Linked DNA regions of Homo sapiens: region 1 is linked to region 2. Evidence: chromatin loops called from intact Hi-C (ENCODE). Cell type or tissue: PC-9. All regions are shown on one strand. Each heading gives the region's core, and the rest is flanking DNA. Links, peaks and the distances in the headings are about the cores only.

Region 1 (16,372 bases), core at 4,365-12,364, 300 kb after region 2:
AAGACACTGGAAATAATCGAAATATTTCACAGGAGAGAAACTGGGCTAATAAGTTATGGTATAACTAAATGGCCAAATATTCTGTTGGCCTTAAGGTGTTTTATGAAAAAAATATTTACATGGGGAAAATGCCCATGGTTTCTTAAGTAACAAAGTTAGATGTCAAAATAGGTAACTATTAGTTAACTATATACAAACAAAAATAATTGGAAGGAAATGCCTCCATATGGGAATGATTATTTCAGACTTTGAAGACTATAGGAATTATTATTTTTTTCTTTAGAATTTTCTTTCTTTCTTTCCTAGCATTCCTATAGAACACTTTTATTAACTTTTAAGTCATAAACAGATCTATGTGAATTGTTACTTTAAGTGGTGCCTGTACTCTTGCTATTGAAAGTGTGACCTCGTGCATCAGCACTCGCATCGCCTAGGAGCCTGCTAGAAACTCAAACCCTATGCAGGGTAGCGGGGAGAAAATGCTATTTAAAAATCTGATGGTTCTCAGGGATCATGTTGAAATTTTACTATTGTCAAGGAGGCAATTTTTCATTCCCTGCTTCCTAACGTTTCACAGTGTTCATTCATATCTACCATGTGTTTTCCATTAATATTGTTCTGTCATAATTATTCCCATTTCTAAGCAGAGCAAAGTCCTTTTTAAAAAATTTTTTTTTTACTCTGAGTTCCAGGATACATGTGCAGAATGTGCAGGTTTGTTACGTAGGTATACATGTGCCATGGGAGTTTGCTGCATCTATCAACCAGTCATCAAGGTTTTAAACCCCACATGCATTAGGTATTTCTCCTAATGCTATCCCTGTCCTTGCCGCCCACCCCCTGACAGGCCCTGGTGTGTGTTGTTCGCCTCCTTGTGTCCATGTGTTCTCATTGTTCAACTCCCACTTATGAGTGAGAACATTCAGTGTTTGGTTTTCTGTTCCTGTGTTGGTTTGCTGAGAATGGTGGTTTCCAGCTTCATCCATGTCCCGGCAAAGGACATGAACTCACTCTTTTTTATGGCTGCATAGTATTCTGTGGTGTATATGTGCCACATTTTCTTTATCTAGTCTATCATTGATGGGCATTAGGGTTGGTTCCAAGTCTTTGCTATTGTAAATAGTGCTGCGATAAACATACACGTGCATGTGTCTTTATAGAAGAATGATTTATAATCCTTTGGGTATATACCCAGTAATGGGATTGCTGGGTCAAATGGTATTTCTAGTTCTAGATCCTTCAGGAATCACCACACTGTCTTCTACAATGGTTGAATTAATTTACACTGTCACCAACAGTGTAAAAGCATTCTTATTTCTTTTTTAAAGAAAATCATATTGGTAGTTGGGTCATGGCTTTTAGATGAGAGTGGTCTTTGCACAAGTCTCCTATTTTGTTTAAAATAATAATGGTGATGACATTATTAGTAGGCTTAATATTTTACAAATAATTTTACTTTGAATGGAAACAGAATATTTTTCTTGTAGGCCCGTATACAGTTAATTTAGCAAAGAATTAAATAAAAAGTCACATTTAAAAAAATTAATTTTCTTAATTAAAAATCCTTATAATTGGCTAGGCGTGGTTGCTCATGCCTGTAATCCCAGCACTTTGGGAGGCTAAGGAGGGCAGATCACGAGGTCAGGAGATTGAGACTATTCTGGCTTACATGATGAAACCCCGTCTCTACTAAAAATACAAAAAAATTAGCCGGGCATGGTGGCGGGTGCCTGTAGTCCCAGCTACTTGGGAGGCTGAGGCAGGAGAATTTCTTGAACCAGGGAGGCGGGGCTTGCAGTGAGCCAAGATCGCGCCACTGCACTCCAGCCTGGATGACAGAGCGAGGCCCCGTCTCAAAAAACAGAAACAAACCAACAAACAAAAAATGCCTTATAATTAAAAAAAACTCAAAGGGTTCTGTTAATTTATCATTACTTGAGAATCCATAATTTTAATATGTGTGTTAAAATGTATGATTTAAATTCCCCACGGACACACTGCATCCTTGGCTTTTACAGAGATGTTAAAAATGAATTAATCTTATGATATTCACCATAGTGTTATTCAAGCCAGCATAAACAAAACATCCCAAGAAAAATATCTTCCTGCTAGAAAAAGAGGTCTCTGTTTCCTTTTATCAAAAAATTTGAGCCTTGTTGAATATAATACATGTTGTATATTGAAATGAACTTTATTGTATAGTTTTGTTCATCTTGGACATCTTGTACACGTAGTTTTTTCATTCATACTCCTTTTAACTTTTTCGTCTAATCTATGCAGATTCCTCCTATGTAAAATGGAAGGAACAGTGATTAACATGGTTTAAGTTGTGAGAATTTAATAATAAAACACACATTCCTCAAGAGTTCAACTCACTGTCAGATACACAGTGATGTTCTGTGAACAGCAGCTACTTTTATTATAAATTTCTTCTTTTCAAAATATTCTGAAATATAAGCAAACGTGTAGTTTTGGAGGTGGATATAAACACAAATATCACTATTTTTATAAAAGTTGTTTTAGAAACCCTTCAAAGAATCTCCTAAATACTGTGATGCATTATAAAATAGTTATGATATTTTGAGGTTTAAAATACTTATTAAAAGAGGCATATTCATATCTAGACTATTAATCTTAAAACAAATTATCTACAAGTTAAAAATAAACCACAAATTGAATAGTAAAAATGTGTGAATTGGGGAGAAATAATAAATACACACATTTTGATTCTGGTTATAAGCTGGTAAGTAATTAGATCTGGGTTTTAGACCTGATTCATTAGCCATAAATTTTAGTATCTTTAAGGCTGAAGTTCCTCATCTGTATTGTGATAAAATGATACTAGTTTTTTGCTAAAGTTTTCCTGACTCAAAAATTTCAAAAATTAATTAATACCCCTCTAATCTGAATTTAATTTCTAAAGTTAAGAATGAGGATTTTTATTTCTGTTGTATCATTCTAAACATATATTGAAAGTTTTAAAGTACATTTGTATTCTAAAAGTCTATTTACTGAAGAAGATTTTGGAAGAATATAGCTATCTGTAATCAACTATTCTAAGTACATTCAATTTTCCAAATTTTGATCATTTTCCTCATAGGGCTACAGCTCATCTCTGCTCTTAGACCTGGTCTCTTATTCAACTAGTTTGTCAGAAAGCTGGAAATTTTGAAATATTATAGCTCTAGTTGAGAGATTTAGTCAAAAGTACAGAAACTCTTCAATAGAGAGTTACATTAATGTCACACAGGAAGTTAGATTAGGTTCATAACCAAAAGCCTGGTTCCCCTCACTCCCCCACCCCCATCTACCATCTATCTGTCTGTCTGTCTGTCTGTCTATCTATCTATCTATCTATCTATCTTTTATCATTTATCATCTATATGACTTAATAGAGTGTCTAATCTGCTGCACAGAAAGCCAGCCACTGCATTCTAAAGAGGAGAATTATGGTCATGGCCATAGCATGTGCATCTGTCTCTAGAAATGATAATATAGAGATTGATATTATGGCAATGAGACCAAAGCTGGCTGTCAGGAGTATTTGTTGGAAATTGGGATAATCGTGAATGTAACTGCTATAATAATATTTTACTTTTGACTTAAATGAAAATTATCATATTGAATTGCTTCGTGAATGAATGTGTTTAATACCAGCTGTAGACCATGGAATACATACTAGCAGGATGGCAATTCTGTGTGGAGCAGATGGAGATTTTGGGTGGTCTTCAAAGTGAAGCCCAGTATATGACCCATTGCAGCAAGGTTATTTGAGGGGGTTCATAAAAGCATGGATCAGTACTGCATGGCTTGTATGACACTGAAAAATCCTCAATATTTTTTGTAGAGATACCTAATATAACTATTATCATTTGTCACACAAAAATCCTGGTTACAAGATCAGTTAATGGATTCCTTCAAAAATATTTTAAATTATGAATTTAGTCTAATCACATTTCAAAACTTGGACTAAAATCAACTTAAATAAATATGAAAATTTAATTTCCAAATTAGGGGTTAGACGTTATATGTCACATTCATTCTTAATTCTCTAGGAAAAGGCAGTGAAATTGATGTAACACTTCTAAAATAGGTTTGTTAAACATCCCCTCTTATTAATACAATTTTCATAAGATTATATAAGCAGAAATAAACATCATCATAGACAATTTTTTAATAAGTATGAACTCATACCATAATTTCTTAAAGAATGGCAGACTAAAGATGTTTCATCATTATCAGTTTTGTGTATAGATGCCATTTGTGAAAATGTCTTAAAACCATGAAAAAGAATGCCTTACACACCAGGCACATTGGATTCTTTGATTAAATGCTCCTTTTAATTAGCATTTTAAGAAAACTTTCTTGATAAGAAGATCAGAAAGCTCTTCAAGTGCAGTTACAAAGTTTTTTCAGTTTTATTTCCAACATATCTACATTGCATAGAAATATAGCTAGTATTTTGCAGATATAACTCTAGTTTTAACAATGCTGTGTGCTGGAAATTATACTATTATTGAGAAATACAACTGGTTCTTATGATCCCAAATTATTAATATTTGCTCTTTTCACCAAACCATAGGATGTACCCTCAGGAGTCTCTCATATTAATGCAATTAATTGAGAAAACAATGACAACAACAGTAACAATCCATTTAATCAATGGTAATTTCCAATTTGATATCTATCCATAATTAATTTTCTTTTTTCTTTTCTTCTCTTTTTATTTTTTATAGAAGGGGGTCTCCCTGTGTTGCCCAGGCTGGTCTCAAACTCCTGGGCTCAAGTGATTTGCCCACCTCACCTTCCCAAAGTGCTGGGATTACAGGTGTGAGCCACTGAACCCAGCCCATAATCAATTTTCAAAGGAGACTCAGGTTTCAGTCTGACTGTGAGCATATTTACTGCTAGTAGCATCTTTCCTCAATTTACCTGCTGTTCATAAAGTTGTAAAGTTATCTTTTCACATATAAAATAAATCATATTATTATGTGTTTCTATGTAATAACTGTCAAATATTAGCTGGAACATAAATTAAACAAGTGTTTTTGAATACTTTATACTATGACTGGCATAAGGATAACCCATTGGCTTTTGGCTATTTTATATTCTTCTCAATACGTATTCTGTCTTTTAGAATTCTGCAGCTTGTTCAAAATGTCCTGAACTGCAGGATTTAGAGAGCCAATAATCAAGATCTTAGCATTTTTAAATAGATCAAACTTTTAGAAATAACTTAATGCTGGCTTTGCAGAAAAATATTTGAAATGCTATAAACTATACTCCTAAAAATCTTAACCCAACACAAGATCAATAGTATTTGAACATCATAACGTCAATTTATATTTTCTGCAAAGGAATACACATTTTACAAAATATGCTTCAAATATCTGTTAATACATTTCACTGCCAGAATTTTTATTCTGTAGAATACTTTTCATTGCATATTTTACTTCTTAAAAATATTATGCACGATGTATACAAGTAGAATAAAGTAAGCGTTCAGGACCAAAAGTCATTTTATCATTACCAACTAATCTAGAATGTCTGATTCGCGATGCCAAAAATGTTATGCCCACAGTTGCTACTAGACTAAGCAGAATTTAAGAAAAACTAATTAGCTACAGAATGAATCTATGAAACGTTAAGTCAAGTTATCAAAAATCTCTCATTCTTCATGCATTTGTACTGCTTATTTTATATGCCATTAGTGTCAAGAAATGTAGTCCGTATGAATTACTTTTATACAGTAACTTTAGTAAGGGCTTTAAACAATTTAGATATTTTATATGAAACAGACCATTTAAGAAAACTCTCACTTAACAAAGTGAGTCTTAATATAAAGAACAGTATCAGATAGTTTGTCTTAAGCAAAAATAGAGCAATTTACCAGTTGAACCAAACTTATCATTTCACTCAGCTCATAGTAAATATTTTAGTAAAGCTTAAACTAAAAACATTTGAAAGGACATATGCACAAAAAAGTAATGATCATTAACAATGGAATCATTCATATTGAAGGCATTTTTTAATTTTTTCTCTTAAATTTGATATAGACCTAAACTACTAACTAGAGATTTTTGTAATAGGTATGGATTTAATGTGTTTAGAAACAATATAACCAAGTAAAGTTTTAATTTATTTATTCATAAATTAGTAGGATTGAAAGGATATGAAAAACTATTCATACTGAACTGTTTATGATAATAGGAGTGGCGTGTGAAGGCAGAGGAATTGTTGGTTTCTATCTTGGTATTTATAATTGCTATTTTAAATAGGGATATTATGTTTATATGTTATATAATAATTTAAGCATATGGTATTTAAAAACAATGAACATTAAATACACAAATTACATTTTTCATTGTCCCCCTATTTATTAACCTGGGACAGAGTGTGATGATAAGAAAAGGAAGGATCTGGGCAGCTGTCATAGATGTCCCAGGCCACTCCTTGCTTTTCTGGAAGTGGCTTGTGTTTACTTGTACCCTTGTACTTATCAGTGAAGTTTGACATGGGATAACAGCACTAATCCATGTGAGTCTGCCTTGACAATTTGACCTTTTTATGTTCACAAAAATAACAGGTAATTCTCCAAAGAGTAAATTTAAATTAGCACAGGGAGAAAAATCAGTTCGCTAATGAGAAGAGAAAAATCCAATAAGCACACGTGATAAACCATTTCCCTCAAAATTTAAAAAGGTAACTGTACCAGGTGAAGATACAGATGTAGAAAAGAAAAAAGAAATAAATTCCCATATCTGATGGGAATATAAATCAGTATCAACATAAGAGAAAGCAGTTTGGCAACACAAATCTAGGGAAAAATCCACTAACCCAAAAAGTAAAAAATTACATGTGTATGTGTGTGTAGGTATGTAGCCTAGTGAATCCACTGCACTTTTATATAAAGACTTGTATATAAAGCAAATATTTTCACTGTAGCACTTTTTGCTATGAGGCAAAATTAGAAATGACCATCAGTCAAAAATTAGATAGACAAATTTTGGCGTTTTCATACAATAGAATACTGGAATTTAGCAGTTGTTTAACCATACCTGAGCAAAGCTTTATGAATCAACATGAATCAATTATTACAAATAAAGATGAAAAACAAGAAGTTTCTAAAAATACGTATATATTTTGTCAGTGCAATACAAGATAGTGTTTTTGTATTAGATATTTATGTAGTGTGTGAAATAACAAAAATGGTAGTACTGAACACCAAGTTTAGAAAATTAGTTAACTCTGGGATATGAGGAAGAGAAATAAAATTGGTGAAAATAAATTTAAATACATAGGATCTTCAAAACTTCATGGAAAATATGTATTATCAAAAATACTATGTGTGCTGAGATTCAGGGGATCACGATGGACAGGAGGCAGGACTAGATTGAAGCTCCAGGCAGAGCAACCTACGGAGGCTTGCACTGTGAATTTTAGCTCCAGATCAACTTCAAGAATAAAGTAGCAATCCCAAGAAGACCCACAGCCCCTCTGAAGGAAGCGGACTGCTCCTGCAGGACCCGGGAGACACCCCAAATACTATGAGTGTCCCAACTGTGCAAGTGGGAAAGGGAGTGTCCCGAACACACACCCCCACTGGAGAAGCTGAAGGTGTTTGTGGGAGAAGTTTCCGACTTTACCTGGAGCTGAGTCAAGTCAGAGAGCTGAGCGAAATACAGGGGTACAGGAAGCAGCAGAAAGGCCCTCGGAGCTCACTGGGTCCCCAAGCAGCCCATTCCTGCCTGGCAACACAAAGATCCATCCGGAGGGCGGCCAGAGGAGCAGGGGGTAAAACTCTACAGGGAGAAGGAATTCTCTAGCTGAACTTTGTAACCATTTGAACAGGGCAAGAAGCCTCCTGGCCAGAACTCAGGGGAGGGCGCGAATCTGGCCTGCAGACTTCACAGGCAGGGGGAGGAACTAAAGCCCTTTTCTCTGGGGGCTGGGAGATGGATAGCATTCAGCAAATTTTCAAGCCATTCTCACCCTCCGCCTAAAAACTGACTCTGTTACGGGGGCATAGTGAGAGTGAGACCAGCCCTTCAGTTTGCGTGGGAGCTGGGTGAGGCCAGTGACTGTCAGCTTTCTCCGACTTCCCTGACAACCTGCATGACTCAGCAGAGGCAGCCTTAATCCTCCTGGTACATAACTCCAGTGACCTGGGAATGTCACCCCCATCCCCAACAACAGCTTCAGCAGGACCCACCCAAAAAGAGTCTGAGCTCAGACACGCCTAGCCCCACCTCCACCTGATGGTCCTTCCCTATCCACCCTGGTAGCAGAAGACAAAGGGCATATAATCTCGGAGATCTAGGCCCACCCACTGCCAGTTCCTCTCCACACCACTACAGCTGATGCTCTCTGGAAAGCACCACCTCCTGGCAGGAACCCAACCAGCACAAAAATAGAGCATTAAACCACCAAACTAAGGACCCTTATGAAGTCCATTGCACCCTCCACCACCTCCACCAGAAGAGGCGCTGGTATCCACAGCTGAGACCCATTGAGTTCATATCATAGAACTCTGTGCAGACAACCCCCAGTACCAGCCCAGAGCCAGGGAGACTTGCTGGGTGGTGGGGCCCAGAAGAGAGACAGCAATCACTGCAGTTCAGCTCACAGGAAGCCACATCCATAGAAAAAGGGGGAGAGTACTACACCAAGGGAACACCCAGGGGGACAAAAGAATCTGAACAACAGCCTTCAGCCCTAGACCTTCCCTCTGACAGAGCCTACCCAAATGAGAAGAAACCAGAAAACCAACCCTGGTAATATGACAAAACAAGGATCTTCAACACCCCCCCAAAATCATACTAGTTCACCAGCAATGGATCCAAACCAAGAAGAAACCCTTGATTTACCTGAAAAAGAATTCAGGACATTAGTTATTAAGCTAATCAGGGAGGGACCAGAGAAAGATGAAGCCCAATGCAAGGAAATCCAAAAAATGATACAAGAAGTAAAGGGAGAAATATTCATGGAAATAGATAGCTTAAAGAAAAAAAAAAAACATAAAAAATTCAGGAAACTTTGGACACACCTTTAGAAATGCAAAATGCTCTGGAAAGTCTCAGCAATAGAATTGAACAAGTAGAAGAAAGAAGTTCAGAATTCGAAGGCAAGGTCTTTGAATTAACCAAATCCAACAAAGACAATAAAGAATAAGAAAATATGAACAAAGCTTCTAAGAAGTCTGGGATTATGTTAAATGAGCAAACCTAAGAATAATTAATGTACCTGAGGAAGAAGAGAATTCTAAAAACTTGGAAAACATGTTTGGGGGAATAATCGAGGAAAACTTCCCTGGCCTTGCAAGAGACGTAGACAGCCAAATACAAGAATCACAAAGAACACCTAGGAAATTCATCACAAAAAGATCTTCACTTAGGCACATTGTCGTCAGGTTATCCAAACTTAAGATAAAGGAAAGAAGCTTAAGAGTTGTGAGACAGAAGCATCAGGTAACCTATCAAGGAAAACTTATCAGATTAACAGCAGATTTCTCAGCAGAAACCCTACAAGCTAGAAGGGATTGGGACCCTATCTTCAGTTTCCTCAAATAAAATAATTACTAGCCAAGAATTTTGTATCCAGTGAAACTAAACATCATATGTGAAGGCAAGATACAGTTGTTTTCAGACAAACAAATGCTGAGAGAATTTGCCATTATCAAACCACCACTACAAGAACTGCTAAAAGGAACTCTAAATATTGAAACAAATACTGGAAACACATCAAAACAGATGCTCTTTAAAGCATAAATCACACAGGACACATACAACAAAAATACAAGTTAGAAAGTGAAAACAAAAAGTAAAATCAAAGTACACAGGCAACAAAGAGCATGACAAAAGCAATGGTACTTCACATTTCAATACTAACATTGAATGTAAATGCCCTAAATGCTCCACTTAAAAGATAAAGAATTGCAGAATGGGTAAGACCTTACCAACTAATTATCTGCTGTTTTCAGGAGACTCGCCTAACACATAAGGACTCACATAAAGTAAAGGGATGAATAAGGATATTTCATGTGAATGGACACCAAAAGCCAGCAGGGTAGCTACTCTTGCATCAGACAAGACAAACTTTAAAGCAACAGTGGTTAAAAGAGACAAAGAGGGGCAGGATATAATGGTAAAAGGCCTTGTCCAACAGAAAAATATCATAATTCTAAACATATATGCACCTAACTCTGGAGCTCCAAAATTTATAAAAACAATTACTAATAGACCCAAGAAATGAGATAGACAGCAGCACAGTAATAGTGGGGGATGTCAATACTCCACTGACAGCACTAGACAGGTCATCAAGACAGAAAGTCAACAAAGAAACAATGGATTTAAACTATACCTTGGAACAAATGGACTTAACAGATATATACACAACGTTTCATCCAACAACCACAGAACACACATTCTATCCAACAGTGCATGGAACTTTCTCCAAGACTGACCATATGATAGGCCATAAAAATAAGCCTCAATAAATTTAAGACAATTGAAATTATATCAAGCACTCTCTCAGACCACAGTATAATAAAACTGGAAATCAGCTCCAAAATGAATCTTCAAAAAAGAAAACTGCAGACCAATATCCTTGGTGAACATAGTTGCTAAAATCCTTAACAAAATACTGGCCGACTGAATCCAACAACATATCAAAAAGAGAATACACCATGATCAAGTGCGTTTTATACCGGGGTGCAGGGATGGTTTAACATACAGGAGTCAATAAATATGATACACTACATAAACAGAATTTAAAACAAGAATCACGTGATCATCTCAATAGATGCAGTAAAAGCATTTGACAAAATCCAACATCCCTTTATGATTAAAACTCTCAGCAAAATCCGCATACAAAGAACATACCTTAATGTAATAAAATCCACCTATGACAAACCCACAGCCAACATAATACTGAATGGGGAAAAGCTGAAAGCATTCCCTCTGAGAACAGGAACAAGACAAGGATGCCCACTCTCACCACTCCTCTTCAACATAGTACTCAAAGTCCTAGCCAGAGCAATCAGACAAGAGAAAGAAATAAAGGGTATCCAAATCAGTAAAGAGGAAGTGAAACTGTCACCTGTTTGCTGACGATGTCATCATTTACCAGAAACCTCCTAGAACTGATAAAAAAAAAATCCAGCAAAGTCCTGGATACAAGATTAATGTATACAGATCAGTAGCTCTCCTATAACACTAGCAGTGACCAAGCAGAGAATAAAATCAAGAACTCAACCCTTTTTACAACAAAAGCTACAACAAAACAAAAGAAAACAAAAACATAAAATACTTGGGAATATACCCAACAAAGAAGTTAAAAAACCTCTACAAGGAAAACTACAAAACACTGCTGAAAGAAATAGATGACATGAACAAATGGAAACACATCTTATGCTCATGGATGGGTAGAATCAATATTGTGAAAATGACCATACTGCCAAAAGCAATCTACAAATTCAATGCAATCCCCATCAGAATACCACTATCATACTTCAGAGAATTAGAAAAAAAAATTCCAAAATTCATATAGAACCAAAAAAGAGCCCCCATAGTCAAAGCAAGACTAAGCCAAAAGAACAAATCTGGATGCATCACACTACCTAATTTCATACTATACTATAAGGCCATAGTCATCAAAATAGCATGGTACTGGTATAAAAACAGGCGTATAGACCAATGGAACAGAATAGAGAACCCAGAAATAAACCCAAATACTTACAGCCAAGATCTACGACAAAGCAAACAAAAACATAAAGTGGGGAAAGACACCCTTTTCAACAAACGGTGCGGGGATAATTGGCAAGCTACATGTAGGATAATAAAACTGTATCCTCATCTCTCACCTTATACAAAAATCAACTCATGATGGATTAAGGACTTAAATCTAAGACCTGAAACTAAAAAAAATTTCTAGAAGATAACATTGGAAAAACCCTTCTAACATCAGCTTAGGCAAGGATTTCATGACCAAGAACCCAAAAGCAAATGCAATAAAAATAAAAATAAATAGCTGGGACCTAATTAAACTAAAGAGCTTTTGCACAGCAAAAGGAACAGTCAGCAGAGTAAACAGACAACCCACAGAGTGGGAGAAAATCTTCACAATCTATACATCTGACAAAAGACTAATGCCCAGAATCTACAACGAACTCAAATCAGTAAGAAAAAAACAAAGAATCCCATCAAAAACTGGGCTAAGGACATGAATAGATGATTCTCAAAAGAAGATATACAAATGGCCAACAAGCATGAAAAAAATGCTCAACATCAGTAGTGATTAGGGAAATGCAAGTCCAAACCACAATGAGATACCACCTCACTCTGGCAAGAATGGCCATAATCAAAAACTCAAAAAACAGAAGATTTTGGCATGGATGCGGTGAACAGGGAACACTTCTACACTGCTGGTGGGAATGTAAACTAGTATAGCCACTGTGGAAAACAGTTGGAGATTCCTTAAAGAAGTAAAAGTAGAACTACCATTTAATCCAGCAATCCTACTACTGGGTATCTACTCAGAGGAAAAATAAGTCATTATTCGAAAAAGATACTTGCACATACATGTTTATAGCAGCACAATTCACAATTGCAAAATTGTGGAACCAAACCAAATACCCATCAATCAGTGAGTGGATAAAGAAATGGTGATATATATCACAGCCATAAAAAGGAATGAATTAACAACATTTGCAGTGACCTGGATGAGATTGGAGACTATTATTCTAAGTGATATAATGCAGAAATGGAAAACCAAACATCATATGTTCTCACTGATATGTCGGAGCTAAGCTATGAGGATGTGAAGGCATAAGAATAATACAATGGGCTTTGGAGATTTTTGGGGAAGAGTGGGAGGGGACAAGGGATAAAAGACTACAAATATGGTGCAATGTATATATGGGTGATGGGTGCACCAAAATCTCACAAATCACCACTAAAGAACTTACTCATGTAACCAAATACCACGTGTAACCCAATAGCTTATGGAAAAAATACTATGCATGGATTTCAAAAACTTTTTGCATCAAAATAAACTTGTACTAAGCTGTTACAACATATTTGAACAGGATCTAGTTGCATCTAGCTTGAAGCACAAAGAGAAGGATAAGACATTAGTTTGAAAAGAGCCCCTATCAGAGCAACAGGAATTCTGCTAAAGTTGAAGCAAGAGCAAACATCGAATTTATGGTAGATCCTGTATAAAAGAATGGTAAAATGATTGATACATTAAGAAAAGTTTATGGGGGCAATGTCTCAAAGGATTCAGTGGTTTATAAATGGAAAACTAATTTTAAAACGGGACGAGACAATATTGAAGATGAAGCCTGCAGGGGCAGACAATTCATGTCATTTTTTGAGGAAAAAATTCATCTTGTTTGTGCCCCAAATAAAGGGGACTGAAATTAACAGCAGAAACAATAGCCAATAGCATAAACATCTCAATTGGCTCAGCTTGCACAATTCTGACTGAAAAATTGAAGTTAAGCAAACTTTCCACTCAATGATTGCCAAAACTGTTGCACCCATATCAGCTGCAAAAAAGAGCAGAGCTTTCAATGGAAATTTTAAACAGGTGGGATCAAGATTATGAAGAATTTCTTCAAAGGATTGTAACAGGAGATGAAACATGGCTTTACCAGTATGATCCTGAAGACAGAACACAATTGAAGCAACTACCACCAAGAGGTAGAATTGGTCTGTTCAAAGCCAAACTGGGCTGGTCAAGAGCAAAACTCATGGCAAAAGATTTCTTTGAGATTCTTACGGCATTTTGCTTGTTGACTCTCTGGAGGGCCAAAAACCAATAACATCTGCTTATTATGGGAGTGTTTTTGAGAAAATTAGCCAAAGCTTTAGCAGAAACCACCCCCGCGCCCGGGAAACCTTCACCAGAGAGCCCTCCTCCACCACGACAATCCTCCTGCCCCATTCCTGTTATTGAACAAGGGCAATTTTATGAGTATTTTCATAGGAAATTTTTAGACATCCGCATTACAGTTCTGATTGGTTCCTTCTTTGTGTTTCAAAATATTAAAAAAACCTTTAAAGGGCACCAATTTTTCTTCAGTTAATAATGGAGAAACGACGGCATTGACATAACTATATTCTCAGGACTCACTTTCTTAGGAATGGACTAAATGGCTGGTATCATCACTGGTATCACTTACTTATTTTGAATTTGTTGGAGCTTATGTAGAAAAATACTATTTATATTTTTTATTCTTTTAATTATATTTTTCCATGAACTTTTTGAGGTCTCATATATAGTTTTTAAATAAAATATAGTAACAAATATTTGTAAAATTTATATGGTGTATAAAAGGTGCTTAGTTATAATATCCTTATACTTTTCTTTATGTGTTAACTATTTTTTATTAAATGAATCAAAATAGTTTGAGCTTCTCTCAGAAGTCACCCAGGAGGACATCAATCAAATTGATGTTATTTTCTTCATTATTCTGGCAGAATATTGGGCTTCTTTGTCTGGGCTTAGAGTTCATTACAAATTTCCAGAAACTTCTTTCTTGGCTTTGATCCTTTGTCATAATGTGCTGGTGAATGTTAAACAGTAGGCTCTCTGGAATGTATGTAGGGGGCGATATAGTAAGGGGAGTTCTGACAGGTTGCATTTGCTGATTTTTGTGGTGTAAATTTCTCTAATATGGTCACTTTCGAGCTACCAACACGATGCCACTGAATGCAAAATTTTAAAAAGTACTGTGGCACATGAATATGATAGTCATAACCTCAAGAACACAGATAATAAAGTATAGTAAAATAATTAGAACATGATGAGTTTGAGTCTTTCTTACCTTTTTAAAATATAATTTATTTAATTCTATGCTTATGTAATTTATGGTAGCCACCTTTCCTCCTTTAGAGCCACATATCAGTCATAATTAGCACCTTGGCCATGGAGTGAGGCAGAAAACCAAACCAAATCATACAGAAAGTATGGATCCAGGTAGAGGAGTATTTGTTTTTCTGATCTAATTGCCATTAATGGGATTCTTCTGATATTAAGAATACCAGAAGTATAAATGCTTCATGACTGAGCGATCATCTTTTTCAGACGAGGCAAAACAGAGTCATATACATACATCTCATCTCATCTCATCCCATCCAATCCCATCCCATCCCATGCCATCCCATGCCATCCCATCCCATCCCCTCCCATGCCATCCCATCCCATCCCATCCCATCCCATGCCATCCCATGCCATCCCATCCCATCCCATCCCATCCCATCCCATCCCTCTCTCTCTATCTCATCTATCTATCTTATCTATCATATCTATCCCATCTATCTATCTATCTATCTATCTATCTATCTATCTATCTATCTATCTATCTATCATCTATCCATCCATCTACCTATCTCATCTATCTATCTATCTATCTATCTATCTATCTATCTATCTATCTATCTATCTATCTATCTGTGTGTCTGTCTATCTAATCTATCATGTATAAATGTTGTTGACATTACTGCTGTTACTTTGTGTTGTCTTAACTTCTTTTGTATATTCTGATTCTATGTTGAGTCGTGAAAATTAAAGCTGTAGTTCAAAAAAGTGATGGAAATGTTAGTGATACAGCTGAACTTCAACATACTCTAGGTTTCTTTTAAAAGCTGTCTGCAGAGTGCAGGGGCTTATGCAACTAAGTGGGCTGTTTGGCAAGATAATAGACATAGCAGAGAGAGAAATTTATATCTCCTACCTGAAAGTCTGTGTGTTTACGAGAGTAGATGTTTGACACATTCCAGAGTCCGTACTATGTCAGCTTATCTTCTGAATTTTTTTGGCCTACTATAGTCTACTTAGAATACACCCAAGTGTAAATAAATTTCTTCTCTGTTTTGAGTTTAATGTGACCATTGTCCTTATAGACATGCTTGTAGGTACAGCCTCTTGAAATGATTTAATTAATACAATGTTATATATAAACTTTAAAAGTATTTGACAACATCTGATCATGAAGATTCCTATCAGTATAGAAAAGTGTCAGCCGGGCACAGTGGCTCACGCCTGTAATCCTAGCACTCTGGGAGGCCAAAGCAGGTGGATCACGAGGTCAGGAGTTTGAGACCAACCTGGCCACCATGGTGAAACCCCGTCTCTACCAAAAATACAAAAATTAGCTGGGCGTGGTGGCGGTTGCCTGTAATCCCAGCTACTTGGGAGGCTGAGGCAGGAGAATCATTTGAACCCAGGAGGTAGAGGTTGGAAAAGTGTCAGCAATGTTACCAGTTGCCATTTAAGTACACTTTCTTTTACTTTCAAAAGGATTTTTTATTCTATAATAAACTATAAAAGAATCATCGCAGTTGCTTTCGATCGATTCATATAATTC
Region 2 (16,372 bases), core at 5,572-13,571:
CCTCCCAAAGTGCTGGGATTACAGGCGTGAGCCACCGCGCCTGGCCGTGATTTTTATCTAGAAAAAAAAATGAGGCTCTTTCGGTGTCAGCCTTGACACTTTGCTTGACCTCTTTGTGCTATTCTCACTGTCTCAGAGGCCGTGGGCCCTCAGATGCTGTGGTTACGTCAAGCTCACTCTGCTCTGCAGCTGAGCTATTTTACATTAAGAAGCAGATGGTGTGGAAGCCTGGCACAGGCCTTTCGGTCCAAACGGCACTCTTTGATTCAGAACCTGCAGAAAAGGTGGGGTGAGTTTTGGGGATTAAGAAGGAAACTATACTTCGTATTTCCAACAGTTATTCTGAGTTACATAGGTGCTGTGATAAAAAGTAATGAAATGTAACTTAAGATATTTAAAATATTACAGTGTAGATGCAGGTAAAATAGTTTAACCAAGTAGAAGTAAAAATATTGTTTAGCTTTTGTAAGAAATTTATGCAATAATAACATGGTGGGCTTTTTTGTGAATTGTATTATAAACTGTGAGTAAGAGGTTGCCAGTATGTTCTATTGTGCGAATAGCTAGGAGCCCAAGAGGAGAGTCTCAGCCTGCCCAGAAATGCTAGGAATATTTTCTAATGTGGAAATATGTGGAGGATTGGTACAGAATAAGAAGAAGAATAGCTAGGCCTCCTCTCACTAACGTTGTGGGTAAAGTTGCTGCTCCTTTGTGGGACTCAAGAGGAAAATGCGAAGGCTGAGGGGTTCCTCATTTTAGGGAACAGCAACTCCCTTCTTTGCCCCTCTCCCCTCCCAGTAAAATCAGGTCCAAATGGTCATCCTGGCTCTTTTAATCTGACCAGTGACTGCTCTGCTTAGGAGAATGAGCTAACAAAGGGTCAAATATGGCATGAGTAGGTGTGTCTTTGCTTCTTTAGGTTAAGAGAGAAACAAGAGGAAGAAGCCCATGGTCTTTATCTTTGGTCGTGGCCATTTTATGTGCCACAGGTATGTTTAGAGGGCTGAGTGGAATAGCCTCAAGGATCTCAGATTAATTATTCCCTGTTGAACAACAGAAGTTAAAATACTTTAGTTTATTTAGTAGCTACAAGAAAAGTATGGAGATGAAGCAACTCAGTGGAGGGCTCCAGAAAATTTTGCTCATAAGTGGGTCAGATAAGGTTAAATTTCTATTTTGAAGACATATATTGTATAATTTATTGGTTTATAGGGATTAAGTTCATGGTATTTATCAGGTTTTAAGATGACTTATCCTCTTTATCTATATAGCTACCTATCACCAATCTATCACCCACCTATCTCAATAAACAAACAGCTATACAATCAGGCTTTTACTGTAAAATCTGAGTGGAGTTTGTTTAGATTTTCTCTTATCTCTTGGTTACACAAACAAGAATTACTAAGGCATTTAGAGAAGTATACCTCTCTCCAGAATATTCCAAATATAATTTTTTTAATTTAAAAATTTGAAAGTTATTTTGGGTTCTCTTTTTTTTAAATACAGCCAAATTGAAATATATGGTATGCTATTTATTATGTAATTTTTAATCCATTTGAAATATTTCAGATAAATATCTTACATTTAATGTTAGTTTTAAATACTTTTCTTTTAATGTTAGTTTTACTTTCTTCTGAATTTAGAAAATTATGCAGTTTTCCCCTTCTTAGCACAATCATACATTCAAATATGAATATTTACTTGTTTAATAGATTGGTGAAATGTAACCTACATGTTACAAAAATTCACTTGTACATTCTATGAAATAAATGAGGTCAAGAAATATTTGTGTAACAATGGTGAAATGAATGATGTAATGGTCAACTTGCAACCCAGCCTTTGCCTCTTTTATTTATATTACCTAATTCTGGAGAAATAATTTTGGAGAATTTTATTAAAAGTCATATTAACCACAAAGGTATTAAGCGAAACATGTCTGTCCTCAGACCACAGCACTGTTGAAAGATTTTTGGCTTTGTGGAGGACCCCACAGAAACCTGAATTGCCTGAGATTATTTTATTTGAATGCTGTGCTTCAGAGTTTTTAGTTTTCTGGTGCTTAAACTTTTGCTGCAAAGGGAGAAATAAATCATTGTACAGATAATATTTGGTAGCCCATCACATATATATCTTTTTAGCATATTCTAAAGCAAATTTTAAATATAATAGGATTCTGTATTAGTCTGTTCTCACACTGCTAATAAAGACATACCTGACACTGGGTAGTTTATAAAGGAAAGTTGTTTAATTGTCTCACAGTTCCACATGTCTAGGGAGGCCTCACAATCAAGGCAAATGAGGAGCAAAGTCACCTCTTACATGGCAGCAGGCAAGAGAGCTTGTGTAGGGGATCTCTCATTTATAAAACTATCAGATCTCCTGAGACTGATTCAATATCATGAGAACAGCATGGGAAAGACCCAACCCCATGATTCAATTACCTCCCACAGGGTCCCTCCCATGACACATGGGAATTCTGGGAGCTACAATTCAAGATGAGATTTGGGTGGGGACAGAGTCAAACCATATCAGATTCTAAGACATTGTAGTAGTCTATTTTCATGCTGCTGATAAAGACATACCCAAGACTGGGAAGATAAAAGGTTTAATGGACTTAAAGTTCCATGTGTTGGGGACACGTCACAGTCATGGTGGAAGGTGAAAGGCACATCTCATGTGGTGGCAGACAAGAGAAGAGAGCTTGTGCAGGGAAACTCCCCTTTATATAATCATCAGATCTCATAAGTCTTATTCACTATCCTGAGAACAGCATGGGAGAGACCTGCCCCCATGATTCAATTATCTCCCACCTGGTCCCTCCCACAACATGTGGGAATTCAAGATGAGATTTGGGTGGGGACATAGCCAAACCATATCAGATATCATCTCATTATTGTAGATGGGATGATTTATTGTCCACTCCAACAAGTATGTGTGTCATCCAGTGGTAGTTTGTCTGAACCAAGTAGGAAACTTAATATTGGAGTAAAATTTTAGTTTTCTCTTTATTATATAGAAGTCAAATTCTGAGTAAGAAACAGAAGGGCTCTGAACAAACAAGGGCATTTTTTAAAAGCTTAAAGTTTTTAACTCCCATAATCACAGATGAGTTCTTATAAAAAGAAATAATATATTTTTAAAGAGATTAGAGAACTACTGTGAATAAAAAAGATTTTTAAATGATATTACCAATATAACAAGATAATTTTCACAAAATGAAAAATAATGCAAACTCTGATCTCAAGCCATTTATGCACAATGTCAGTAAGAAAAGAACAATACTTAACAACTTGAATTTGATAAAATCTAATTATAAATTTTCTCAAAAAATTATGGTCTTAGTTTTGTGTTCGATCTAAGCATGATCCCATATGCATGAAATATGATGTTCTTTTATGACAGTTTTGTAAGAAGGTTTCTGAAACTTCTATGTTTAATACTTAGTTTTTTTCTGGTGGAAAAGGAAAGAGATGAAGTAAATGAACTCTATCATGGGATAGGACTATAGCTATATACTTTTCAAATAGATTTTCAAATCTTGAGTTTATTTATTTCTTAGGTTTTATAACTTTGATTAACTGTATTTAGAAACTATATGTCAAGTACTTCATAGTCTGTAATTTGCAAAGCCTCCTGGAGTTGAGAGATGGTTTCTATTCATGCCTCTAACTCATGGCCCAGTTTTTAAGGCAAAAAAAAAATTAGAGTGAGCAAGATAGATCATGTTCCATCTTTAGCAGATGGAAGAGGGGACTATGAAATAGCAATAGACACATGCTGTGGTGATGAGATTCAACCCTGCTTTCTTGGCTCTTGTGTAGTGAGCAACAGTCAGGAATGTCAGAGGACACAGATTACCTGTGAAGCTCGATAACAGGAAGCTTCATCTTGTACTATTCTCATAGCTGCAATAGTCCCATAACCAGAGTATTTCCATAGCCCAGAGGACTATCAGCAAACAGAAGAGCTTAGAGTTTATTAAACTGGTGTACTTCTCAAAAAAGATGGCTTCTTCCCTAAATGTCTAAATTTTTTTTTACATTTTAATTTTAGTATATATCTCATGTACCTATGCACTATTTATCCTCAGCCATTTGTTAAGAAAATCTAATTTTCAGCGGCTTATTTATTTTTTTTCCTGCTTTCAGAAAATGGGATGACATTGGCTGAGTCTCTTAGAGGTACTCCTGAAACTCAGGTATATGCCTATGCCTGTCTTTCATGGCTTTGGATAGTCTCACTTGGTAATGGTCTATAGACTGTGTGATCTTCTCTTTCCTTTCCTTACCCCCATTTTGTCTTTGCATTCTGAAATCTCTTGGCTTCTCTTTGTCTTCAGTTTTGTTTTTTCATTTTAACCCATCATCCGTCCTGCACCTAGTTCTTTGCTTTTGGCTTCTGTCTTCTGGCTATACACTTTTTATGCTCTTCCCACACTAACTACAATTTCATAGAAATCCATCACCTATACACTATGGTATTAGGTCAGATATCCTTCACCAAGTTGTCAGAAATGAAGATTCCTTGAATTTCCTTCATACTCCCCCAGCTCACCTTTGCTAATTGTGCTATTCAAATGACCTGCATACCTTAGCTAAATAAACTGGTCTTTTATATGCCAGTCTTTCAGACAATTAACCTGCATCCATTGTAAATGACAGGGATTTCCCCCCGCTTTTTAGTTGTCAAAGCAGGACAATCTAGCACCTTGAATTTTTTGCCTCCATAAAAAATTTCAAAAATAGACGTGGCTGTTTATCTTGTGAATAAGACTTTCAAATTTAGAAAAAAACAATAACTAGGTAGTACAGGAATCTATACTTTTAGTTCCTGTTGCTTTTGCCCTTCTATTAATTTATTTATTTGAAAAAAAAACTGAGAGGAAAAATTTGCCCTTGCTTCAAATCCCCAGGTAAATCTTGTTTGTTCAACAACTGTTGCTGTTACTGGAATAGTGATTATTCTCATTGCTTTAAGAAAGATCCCTTAGATCAAAGCTTGGCTTGGTGACAGCATGTTTTCTACTAATCAAATGAGGTCAAAGGGTAGACAGTATTTACAATGATTTCATGGATTAGGACTGTGACAGAATGAAATCTGATAAGGTTAGGAAAAACAGAGTGGATAGAGCAAATGTGGTGCATCTGAGAAACCTGAAAATTATCCATTAAATAGTCTTATTTAGACACTCACTTCAGCCTGGTTGGCTGCTAGGCATATTGCTGTGGAAGTCAAAATAACCAGCTCCTCTCCTGAGGATGGCAAAGAATGTCACAACTTTTAATAAAATAAGAGATAGAATGTCAAGCGATCATGAACAGAAAACAAGATAATCTAAAAAAAATCATATGTACTGGTTAGGAAAATACAATAATTATTAGAAATGGGCTTGTGCCTTTTTTTTATGCTATAATAATGCTGTCTAATTAACATCCACAAGACCATAATGCTTGTCATCCTAAGTGTCGGGTTCCAGCCCAAGCTGGGGACCGAGGGCAGTGGGTGGACAAGTGGCAGGGAGCTGGAAAAACACTTGAGGAATCACAGACGGTTTTGACACGGTTCTTACTCTATCTCAGCACAAGCGAGCCTGGGCATGAGCCATGGGTGCAAGCCACAAGCCTGGGCACAAGCCTGGGCATGGGCCTGGGCATGAGCTGCAAGCCATATGTAAAGCATTAGCAGGGTAATTATACCTTTTACAGACAATAGTGGCTTTGAGACAAGCACAAGCTCATGTGAGTGATCACCTAATGTGCCTCACACAGTGTTGGTTACATAATGTGTGAAGTTGTGCACTTACACTCCAAACCTACTGATTCATGCTGCGCTGGGAGGCTTCCTCAACCTACTGCAAAATAACATGCAGCCATTTCCCTTACACTCCACCCCATAGGCTGAAAGCATCCTCTGTGCAGGGACATGTGCCCAAAGGGCAGATCCCTGAATCCTTAACCCACAACAACAATAACAGGCTAACTTTCCATCCCTGGATAACAATGCACCTACCAAGGGCTTCTGCTCTGGCTGATAATACCACACCTTCCACCTCCCCATGGTTGCTTTGGGTCCTGTGTCTGTGCCACAGTCACAGGGGAGCTCATAATAGGCAACACAGATATTACATATGCCCCCCAGAGGAGGGTTCATCCCCTGGCTGTTTCCCTATGAACAGTCAACCATGGGGGGCATGCACTGAACAGCCAAGGAGTGACAGGCAATTCATACTGTAGGCACTTCTCCCAGGGAGCTATGATGGCCAACCACAGGCAGTTGGGGGGTTGGAGGGTCCATGGCCACAGCCAATTTTTCTGTTCTTCTGACTTCAGGGGCATCAGGACAGGCAACAATAGGTTACTGTTCATCCCTATACCTGGTCAGAGAAGGTCATTCTTCCTCCTATAGATCTTGCCACATGGCTTGGCCTACGTGGGCCGGTGAACAAATAGCTAATTTTGTAACTTCCAGGTAGTTAACCACAAGGTTAAGCCTCGATAAACTTCCCAGCTATTAGTGCACATTTCTATAGGTGTCACCTCCTTGGTGATCACCATCCATACTGCTTTAAGTTCAGCCCATTGGCTACTTTGCCCACACCCGGTTTCAAACCATATGGTGTCAGTACTAGGTTGGATTGCAACAGTGGTCCAGGCAGCAGTACCACCTCAGCTAAACCCATTTGTGTACCATGCCCCATTGGGAATGGAGGGATGTCCTTCTTTAAATGGTAAAGGCTCAAATTCTAGGGGTGCCTCAGGCCCCATGGCCTTATCTTGCATAGGACTGCAGCTCCCAAGACTTCTAAGGGACTTGTGCTCAGTGTACTCTGCTGCTCCAAGTAGGCACTCCACTTTGCCAAAGTGGATGTCTCCCCCATCCCAGTCCAGGGGGTCATTATCCATGAATGCACTCATCCTGCTATTGGGTAAGTTGTCTGCATGAAGATTGTAACCAATCCTGCCAAGCTCTCATGAACCTGAAGGGCAGCACATGCAGTTACTAACTGCTGCTCTATCAAGGAATACCAGAGCTCAGCTCCCTTTCATAGTTGGGATCAAAAGCCTACTGGTGTTCTCAAGCACTCCGTGTGCTGCCACAGGCCCCAGCTGAAACCATCTGTGGTCACATGCACATCCAGCTCGAATGGGAGCCCCTGCTCAACTATCCACAGGGCTTATTCCTGCTGAATAGCCCACTTGGCTGCCAGGAAGGTGGTCTCAGCTGCACCATTGCAATCTCAGGCAAGAGGAGCACTGCCGATTCTAAATCTGCAAGAGAATTAGAGGTTAGCTTGATAGCATTAAAAAGACCATGGATAATATCATTAACAAGACCATGACATATGGTGGGGCTATGCACATAGCCCTGCAGTAACACTGTGAAAGTCCATTGTCACCTTCCCATGAAGGCAAATTGTTCCTGACTCTGTAAAAAAAAATGCATTAGTCAAGTCCACCCCATAGTGGTACTGTCCCAATTCTGTTGTCAAGTAGTCCATCAAATATGTGATAGATGAGACAGCTGTCAAGCTGTGTAAAGTGTCCACCCCCAGAATGTATACAGGTATGGGAGAGACATACACAGTGCATAACCAGGGGCCAGGTGGCTGATGCCAAGGTGCAGAGATACAGATTTCACTTTCATTGACCATAGACATTTCATAGCTGTCTATGCAGCCTTGCCTGGAAACTTATCTGGGTGCAGGGACCAGTGGCTTGTCAATTTCACATGTGGCTTCTGGTTGCCCAGTGTCCCCTCAAGCTGGGCACCTCGGCCAGTTCCCTCATAAACAGAAAAGGCTTTACATCCCTGCCTTGCTTCAGTACATAGTCTTTGAGCTGGAACACCCCAGGTGGGACCAGATCACGCAGCAATGTCCTTCTCCCCTTCTTCCTCTTGGGCATTTTCTGGAATTGCTGTTCCAGAGGCAACTGTCTCCACAAAGTTAAGAGTACTTCATTGGGCTGCTTATCAATTTTCTGTTTCTCAACCCTGGCCAAAATCAAATCTATCCACATCTTTGAGTGTGTTACTGGTTGGGGTCCCCTATTTTCCCATGGGCATCTTCCCCTTCTTTACTGCACAGACCCCTCGGTCCCACCAATGGCCTCCAGGCCTGCATTCACAGCAGCCTCTAATTCCTTTTTCAAGCTCTGTAGCCAGGCTTCCAGGGGGTGCCTGGAGGTCCCCATTCATGGCAGCTTCTAATTCTTTTTCTGAACTGTGTAGCCAGGCCTCCAGGTGCCTCGCCTATGTCTGCAAAGCCCTTACGTCTGTGGCATCCCTCAGGGACTGGGTGTGTACTCCAAGCGCAGTCAAAAATGCCCATCCAATTCTGCCAGCAAAGGCTCCTTCCTTCTCAGTGCTCTGTGCTTCCAGCAACTTCAGGGCCTTCTCCATGCTCACAAGGGACCCACCTACCACCGCCCAGTCTCCACCAGAGCCCATCCTCACAGCACAGCTGCAGTCTGGTACCACAACCCATGTTGTGGCCACAGAGCCAACCAAGAATCAGCGGGGACCAAAGGCTCACCCACCTTGGGATCCTGTTCGTGATGCCAGTTTTCATGCCAAGTGTCAGGTTCCAGCCCAAACTGAGGACTGAGGGGAGTGGATAGACCAATGGCAGGTAGCTGGAAAAATACTCGAAGAATTGTACACAGTTTTGACATGGCTTTTACTCTCTCTCTGGGCGTGAGTGAGCCTGGGTGTCAGCCGCAGGTGCAAACCGCAAGCTGTATGTACAGCCTTAAGTAGAGTAATTACACCTTTACAGACAATAGTGGCTGTGAGCCAAGTACGAGCTCAGATGAGTGATCACCTAATGCACCTCACGTGGCATGGTTATATAACAAGCAGAGTTGTGCGCCTGCATTCCAAACCCTGCTAAGTCATGCTGCACCAGGCAGCCACCTCAGACTACTACTGAGTAAAGCACAGCCATTTCCTTCACAGTGGTATGTAACAATGAAAATTTATTTTTGTTTGTGAACTTAGGACTGGGTTGGTGGTTCTGCTGATCTGGGCCAACCTCAGCTGATCTTGGTTAAGCTCACTCTTGCATCTGTGGTCAGTTGGTGGGTCAGCCGGGAACTGGTTGAAGTTGTCTTCAGCCGAGATCATTGGTCTCTGTTCCATGTGGTCTCTCATCTTCCAGAAAGCTATCTAGGGTTTGTTCTCCTAGCAAAGGTGACATTCTGAGACAGTGAAAATGTGCAAAGGGCTTTTTGAGGCCTACCTTCAGAAGTGGTTAGCTGCCACCTTCACCAGATGCTATTGGTACAAAGGTACAAAGCCAGCTCTATATTAAAGACTTGGAGGACAGGCTTCATGTCTTGGTGGAAAGAGCTGCAAAGTCACATGGCAAAGGGAGGCCATTAATTGGGGCCAAAAAAGCCATCTGCAGCAGTACTTATGCCATAATCAGCTGCAAAGTAAAAGTCACTGAAGAAAAATATACCCCTAAAGCCAAATAGGACCAAAGTAAATTAGAAAATAGAGCAAAACATATATCACTAGAAAGTAAGGCAGAGGGACTCTGACCTCAGTGAGTCTTCTGGAGCTCAGAGTCTCTCCACTAGAGCTGGTTCCTTTATTACATTGCTTAACCATCGCACACAAGCTCACAGTTTCTGCTAAGCCAGGAGTTATTTATCAGTCACAGCTGGGTTAAGTGTGGTCCTTCCTGATGCTGGTTGAGAATTGGTGATAACACTGACCTCACACTGCCAGGCATTCTAGTTCTGAGTAAAACTGAGGAATTAACCTGAAGGATTTTTCCACACACAATAAAAACACTAGAATGGAACAAAATAGTGGCCCAAATTATTAGGAATATGTTCTTTGAAGCACAAGAAATAGGCTGTCCATGTTTCTTTATATTATTGCATCTCAGAAGAAGAAAGGCAGGCTATTTTTTAAAATTTAAAAAAGTAAATACATGAAACATTGGAATAATTTATGCTGGGATGATGAGGCATCTGTGGACATGAGAGAACAGTGGGTTTATTCCAGAAAGGCAAACAAAAGGCATGTGATACAAATATGTAAAGGAAGGTTTGAGAAAAGACAAACACTCATTTCCTCTTAAGGGAAGAAGTAAAAGAGAGGCTTAATTTGAAATAAGGAAAATGATGAGTAATGGAAAACGCTGTAATTAAAACCAATTGAACAATGAAATCCGTAGCTAAAGGTAATTTGCAATTCTTGCCAAAGAGAATTAAGGACTGGGCTCAAACTATCTACAGAGATTAGTAGAGAGAGCACAATTTGTATATTAGGTTGTTAACAATAATCTCATTTAACTGGCTTAGTGACTTTTAACTTTCAGGTTTTGGGGTACATGTGCAGGTTTGTTATATAGGTAAACTTGTGTCATGGAGGTTTGTTGTACAGATCATTTCATCACCCAGATGCTAAGCCTAGTACCCAATATTTATTTTTTTCTGCTCCTCTGCTTCCTCCCATCCTCCACTCTCAAGTAGGGCTGAGTATCCATTGTGTCTGTCTTTGTGTCTGTGAGTTCTCATCATTTAGCTTCTACTTCTAAGTGAGAACATGCAGTGTATTAGTCTGTTTTCACACTGCTGATAAAGACATACTTGAGACTGGGAAATTTACAAAAGAAAGAGGTATAATTGGACTTACAGTTCTACATGGCTGGGGAGGCCTCATAGTCATGGCAGAAGGCAAGGAAGAGCAAGTCATGTCTTACGTGGGTGGCAGCAGGCAAAAGGAGAGCTTGTGCAGGGAGACTCCCACTTTTAAAACCATCAGATCTTGTGAGACCCATTCACTATCATGAGAAAAGCATGGGAAATATCCACTCCCATGACTCAGTCATCTCCCACTGGGTCCCTCCTACAACATGTGGGAATTATGGGAGCTACAAGATGAGATTTGGGTGAGGACACGAAGCCAAACCATATCATGAGGTACTCTGTTTTCTGTTTCTGCATTAGTTTACCAAGGATAATGGTCTCCAGCTCCATCCATGATCCTGTAAAAGGCATGATTTCATTCTTTTTGATGTCTGCAGAGTACTCCATAGTGTATATATACCACTTTTTCTTTATCTGTTGACTTTTGTGTATTTATATTGTAGCCATTCTTATTGTTTTTTAACCTTATCTTAGTAGAGATACTTTCTTGTTCATCAAAATACCTTCATGGCTGACTTAATTCTTTGCACAGTTCCTTGCTTCTAGATTTCTAGAACAACCAGCTAGTAATATTCTAAGGTCTGCTTTTAAATTTTTCTCTAGGAGGCTTTTATAAAACTGAAATGAAAGCCTGAGTATTGGAGAGAACATTTTGATGCCACAGACCTATTATTTATGGACATTCAGGCAGGAGTTAGATTCCTGGATCAGAATTCCAGCTTTCCTGACAAGGTTTCTGTATTTGTGAAATGGCAATGAAAATAAACGTATTTACTTATACAAATTAGATACTGTAGCAGAAGCGAGAGAGAAAAAAAACACCTCAACTGCTTAAAAATAAGAACAGTAACTATCATCCGTAATAGGAAGTCCTAAGTCAAGGATGCCCCAGTCTCATGATGTCGGAAAGGTTCTAGATTCTGTCCACTGTTCTGTCATCTACAGGGTCATTTCCTGTTAGATATCACACCCAGCAGAGACAATGTTTAAATGATGAAGATTTTTTTTTTCTGTGTGTGTTTTTTTAAACATGTTGTAGGCTGAGTCATGTCACCTCCAAATTCATCAGTTCTAACCCCATGTACCTCAGAATGTGACCTAATTTGGGGATACTGGTAATTACAGTTAAATAAGGTCACTGGGGTAGGTTCTCATTCAATATGACCAGTGTCCTTCAAAGAAGAGGACAGATAGACAAAGAGAAAAGACCAAGGAGAAAGAACTTAGAAGAAATCAACATTGCCAACATCTTGATCTTGGACTTCTAGCCTCCAGAACTAAGAGAAAATAAATTTCTGCCGTTTAAGCCACCCAGTCTGTGGTAGTTTGTAATGGCACCTCTAACAAACTAATACAATGTGTGAAGAAACTTCATTCTAGAAACCCCCTCAGTAGCTTTCTTCAAGTATCATTGGCCACAATTGTGTTCCATGTCTATTCCTGATCCACTCACCAGCAAAGGGGTTGGGATTATCATCACTGACTTAATGAAGACCCAGCTTTTTGTAAGATACCAGACACCAGAAAATAAGAAATGTTTTTTTTTTGGAAAGGAAGAGATGTTATGGCAAGGAAGAATCAGCATTCAGAGAAGTCTGTTATGCTATCTTGTAAGTCATCATGAGGATTAAACCAGACAATGTGTGAAACACTTAGTATGGTGCATGGCACACTCAATTTACTATTATTATTAAGCTTCATTTAGCTGGAGTTTACAGGATTCATGCCTAGCAATTCTTTAGAGGAAAATGTTTGTTATTTCAGTAACACTTCTTATATGTTCTTTTAGGAACATGTATTATACAACATTGCTTGTACTTCCAGCAGTGTTATAGTATAATTCCAACATAGTTCTAATAATAAATAATAATTGGATTAGCAGCTTTATGATCTCATTTGAAGAATGTATTACATAATAGCTGATAATTTATTTATATCCAAGCCTAGACCCTTTATTATGAAATGACCTTTTGAGGCCAGGCGTGGTGGCTCATGCCTGTAATCCCAGCACTTTGGGAGGCTGATGCAGGTGGATCACTTGAGGTTTGGAGTTCAAGACTGGCCTGGCCAACATGGTGAAATCCATCTCTACTAATAATACAAAAAAATCAACCAGGCATGGTTGTATGTGCCTGTAATCCCAGCTACTCAGGAAGCTGAGGCACAAGAATCGCTTGAACTGGGGAGGAGGAGGTTGCAGTGAGCTGAGATCGCCCCACTGCACTGCAGCCTGGGCAACAGAATGAAACTGTCTCAAAAAAGAAAAAAATAAAAAAAATGATTTTTGGAATTGAAATGCGAACTCTCTAGTGGGTTTAATGATGGTCTCCAAAAAGCTTTGTTTATATTTCAATGCTTGGAACCTGTAAATGTTGCCTTTTTTTGGAAAAGGAGTCTTTGCAGATGCAGTTAAGGATCTTGAGATGAGGAGAACCTCTTGACTTATCTCAGTTTGTCCTAAACCCAATAACAAGTGGCCTCCCAAGTAGCCCATTGAGGAGTAGAGAGGCACACAAGAAAGGCAATTTGAAGATGGAGCAAAGAGGTTGTGGCCACAAGCCAAGGAATCAAGAAGCTGGGGAAGACAAGGGAGCATCCTTCCGTAGAGTCTCCAGAGGGAATGCAGCCCTGCTGATGCCTTGATTTTGACTTCTGGCCTCCAGAGCTGTGACTGAATACATTTCTGTCATTTTAAACCACCAAGTTTATAGTAATTTGTCACAGCAGCCTTAGGGAATGAGTGCAAACCACATGCCTGTTGACCTCAATTATTTCAATCGATTATTTGGCACATATAATTCCTGAATTATTTATTATGATTTTTTAAAAACAGCCTTCTGTGTGGAATTTATTTAGGAGTAAGCAAAAGAGGAAGCCAAGTTGAGATACCGTATGAGTAGAAATCTGAGTGTCTAATTTGCCAAAACTTTTTCATCTCCTCCAAGGCTGCCCACCCAGAGAATGAGGATTTATTTTAAATGCCAAAGATTTCACAGATGAACACATACTAGTTATTTACTTTTTATATCTGTGACTAGGAAAATACATTTTCACCTCAAGACACTTTGCAAGCATTATTAACTTCCGTTTGTTAACTTTGAGCTTCCAAGGGCCTATATTTCATTGAACCACTTGCAATTACCCATAGCTACTCAACTCCATTTCTCCATTTCTGAGAGGACAGGAAAGGAGAGGAGAAGCATGGGAGAAGCGAGGCAAGGTGAGAAAAGGGAGAAAAGGAGAAGAGAGGAGAGGAGATTGAGCTGCTCTTTAAAAAACAGCTATAGCATTATGCCCTTAAAGATAATTTATTCTATTAATCTCTATCTTTTCTTTCACATAAGTTTTATATCACATATAACAACAAAAAATGAAATTCAGTAAATAATTGGGTGATTCTTATATGTGGCTTCCTGTACCTGTACCTATGTACCTAACCAAGTATGAATAATTCTGACATTATCACAACAAAGCTTGATATTTGGGGGAAAAAAGTCCCTGCACTTTTAAATCAGATCAGGTACATACTGGCAAGATGGCAGACTGAGTACTGTGACTACTAAGACATAACCATCTGTTTTTAGAGATTCACACACACACACACACACACACACACACACACAAAACCTAGGTAAAAGAACTGACATTTCTAGAATGTTGAATTGTATACCAAATCCTTTGTATTTTTAGTTTTGACTTTATATCGTTGACTTTTGTCCTTTGTCAGTTTAAATTTATTCTAATGTGGGAAATAAGAGTCTTCTGTGATTGAAATCTGGCTTGCCTTTGGCTGTTTCTTGGTATTCATGCCCATGTTCTACAGGCTATGAGCAAACTGGGTCTATAATCAAGTGCCAACTTTAACCTAAAAAGAATAATAATAAAGATCTCCTAAGAGTGTAGGGATAGTTTGTAATGATTAGCTCGAGGGTCCAAAACACTTAGAATGTAGCAACCTCAGGAAATTCCTGCCATTACATGGACGTTCACTTTTCTCTAAAGAAAACAAAGAAAACAAAAAATAATTAATCCCTCTCAGGCATTAAACCAAAGATAATTCACATATTAAAAGCTTTATTTCATTACTTTCATTTGGTTTTGTTAAGGAGTAGTATATTCTGGCCCGTAGTATTACTTTGGTATTTATTCTAGTTTCTAAAGGAGGAGATGGTTCTGAGGATGCAGATGTCTAAGCAGTTAACATCACAACCTTCTTCAGTTGCCAAGGAAATAGGAAAACTTAAACTCTTCTGCAAAACTAATTTGCCAGCTGTGTGTTTCTATTTTGATTGTAACCACTTACTTTCAGTTATTGCTTTTGTCTTCACTGTGCCCACATTTCTATTTTGTTTGTTTTCAGATGTTTTATTGTTTGTCATTGATACATCTGGCTATTATAGTTCTACTGCTGTACTGTTTGTTCTTCCTGTAATTTTTAAATATATTTTTAATTGCTATGGGTACATAATAGTTGTACATATTTATGGAGTACAAGTGATGTTTTGATACAGACATACAATGTGTAGTGATCAGAACAGGGTAACTTGAGTATCCATCACCTTAAGTATTTATCATTTCTTGGAGCTAAAAAATAAATTGGACTCATGGAGATAGAGAACAGAATAAAGGTTACCACAGCCTGGGAATGGTAGCTGGGAAAGGGTGATAAAGTGAAGATGGTTAATGGGTACAAAACTACAGGTTTGTATTAATAGAATGAATAACATCTAGTATTTGGTAGCAGAATAGGGTGAGTATGATTAACAATAATTTATTGTACACCTACATCTTTTTCTGATTCAGTTTATACCCCTTGGTCTTGAATGGGATTGTAATAAGAAAGGTTTGGAAAGTACCATCTCTAATAATTTTACTTGAGTTAATTGTTTACTTGCAATAATCAAGCTTGGGAGAAAATGTGTAAGAAAATTTTGTTATGACTTTGATTTTAGTTTACAGAAGACAGGCAATTTTTCCCCAATACATTTGTGTCTATACGGTTGAGTGCTGTGTGAAATCTTATGGTGAAGTAGATGACATTTTTAAAGCTCCTTTTCAATATTCAATTTGCCTCCTCAATTCCCTAGTGGAAGTAAGATCTTTATATGGCTTAATGGGTGACCTTATTTATTAAATTAGCAAACACCGATGGCCCATCTCTGATGTATACTTATGCTATGGAAACTGCTGTGGAAAATGCAAAGAAACATGAAGGTAGTACCCTGTTGGGTGATAAGAAATGTATACTCACATAAAATGTAACTCAAGATATGATAACTCAAGATAAGATAATATCTAGTGTATGCAACTAGTTAAATGAGAAACCCTATTTCTAACTAGAGTAAACATGGATTTTTAAAATTGTGCCTTTAAAAATAGTTAGGATTTTATTTAGTAACATGGAGGTAAGGAATCTGGAAGAGGGCATCTAAGAGTGTGGAAGGGGAGCTTCAAATTTATGTGGATGGAAAAGGTATTATTTAGGAATACAGACAAAAATAGTAAGATTGGTTTAGACAGTCTGGCTTGAAAAGTAGGTCTAGGACATGTCATAGGAGACTCTAAGTACTTATCAATTATTAATCAAGCAAGCAGCATGAGTTAGTTTTCCTTTTAGAGGATTAATGTGACACCACACATAGACTATAGTAGAGCAAACCTTTTACATTGTTATCCTTTTACATTGTAACCTTTTACATTGTTGCATGTAA

The links. A loop is a pair of places that touch in the nucleus more often than their neighbours do. Peaks named below come from ENCODE experiments on the same cell type or tissue, not always from the same donor. Only the 100,000 strongest peaks of a DNase experiment are listed, where the experiment ranks them.
Region 1: a loop joins it to region 2, with 19 times the contacts of the local background. A loop is called at or near these places in 1 of 110 quality-filtered maps.

The regions. Positions count from the first base shown.
Region 1 is chr21:28,081,796-28,098,167 of GRCh38, reverse strand. All of the region lies in intron 1 of LINC01697 (long intergenic non-protein coding RNA 1697), which reads right to left. Among named protein-coding and RNA genes, the nearest start is that of LINC01697, 42 kb to the right of the region's middle. In PC-9, for the core only: no CTCF peak of the experiment used is centred there; no DNase peak of the experiment used is centred there.
Region 2 is chr21:28,385,919-28,402,290 of GRCh38, reverse strand. No RefSeq gene overlaps it. Among named protein-coding and RNA genes, the nearest start is that of LINC00161, 150 kb to the left of the region's middle. In PC-9, for the core only: no CTCF peak of the experiment used is centred there; a DNase peak (open chromatin) is centred at 8,800; H3K27ac peaks cover 935 bases.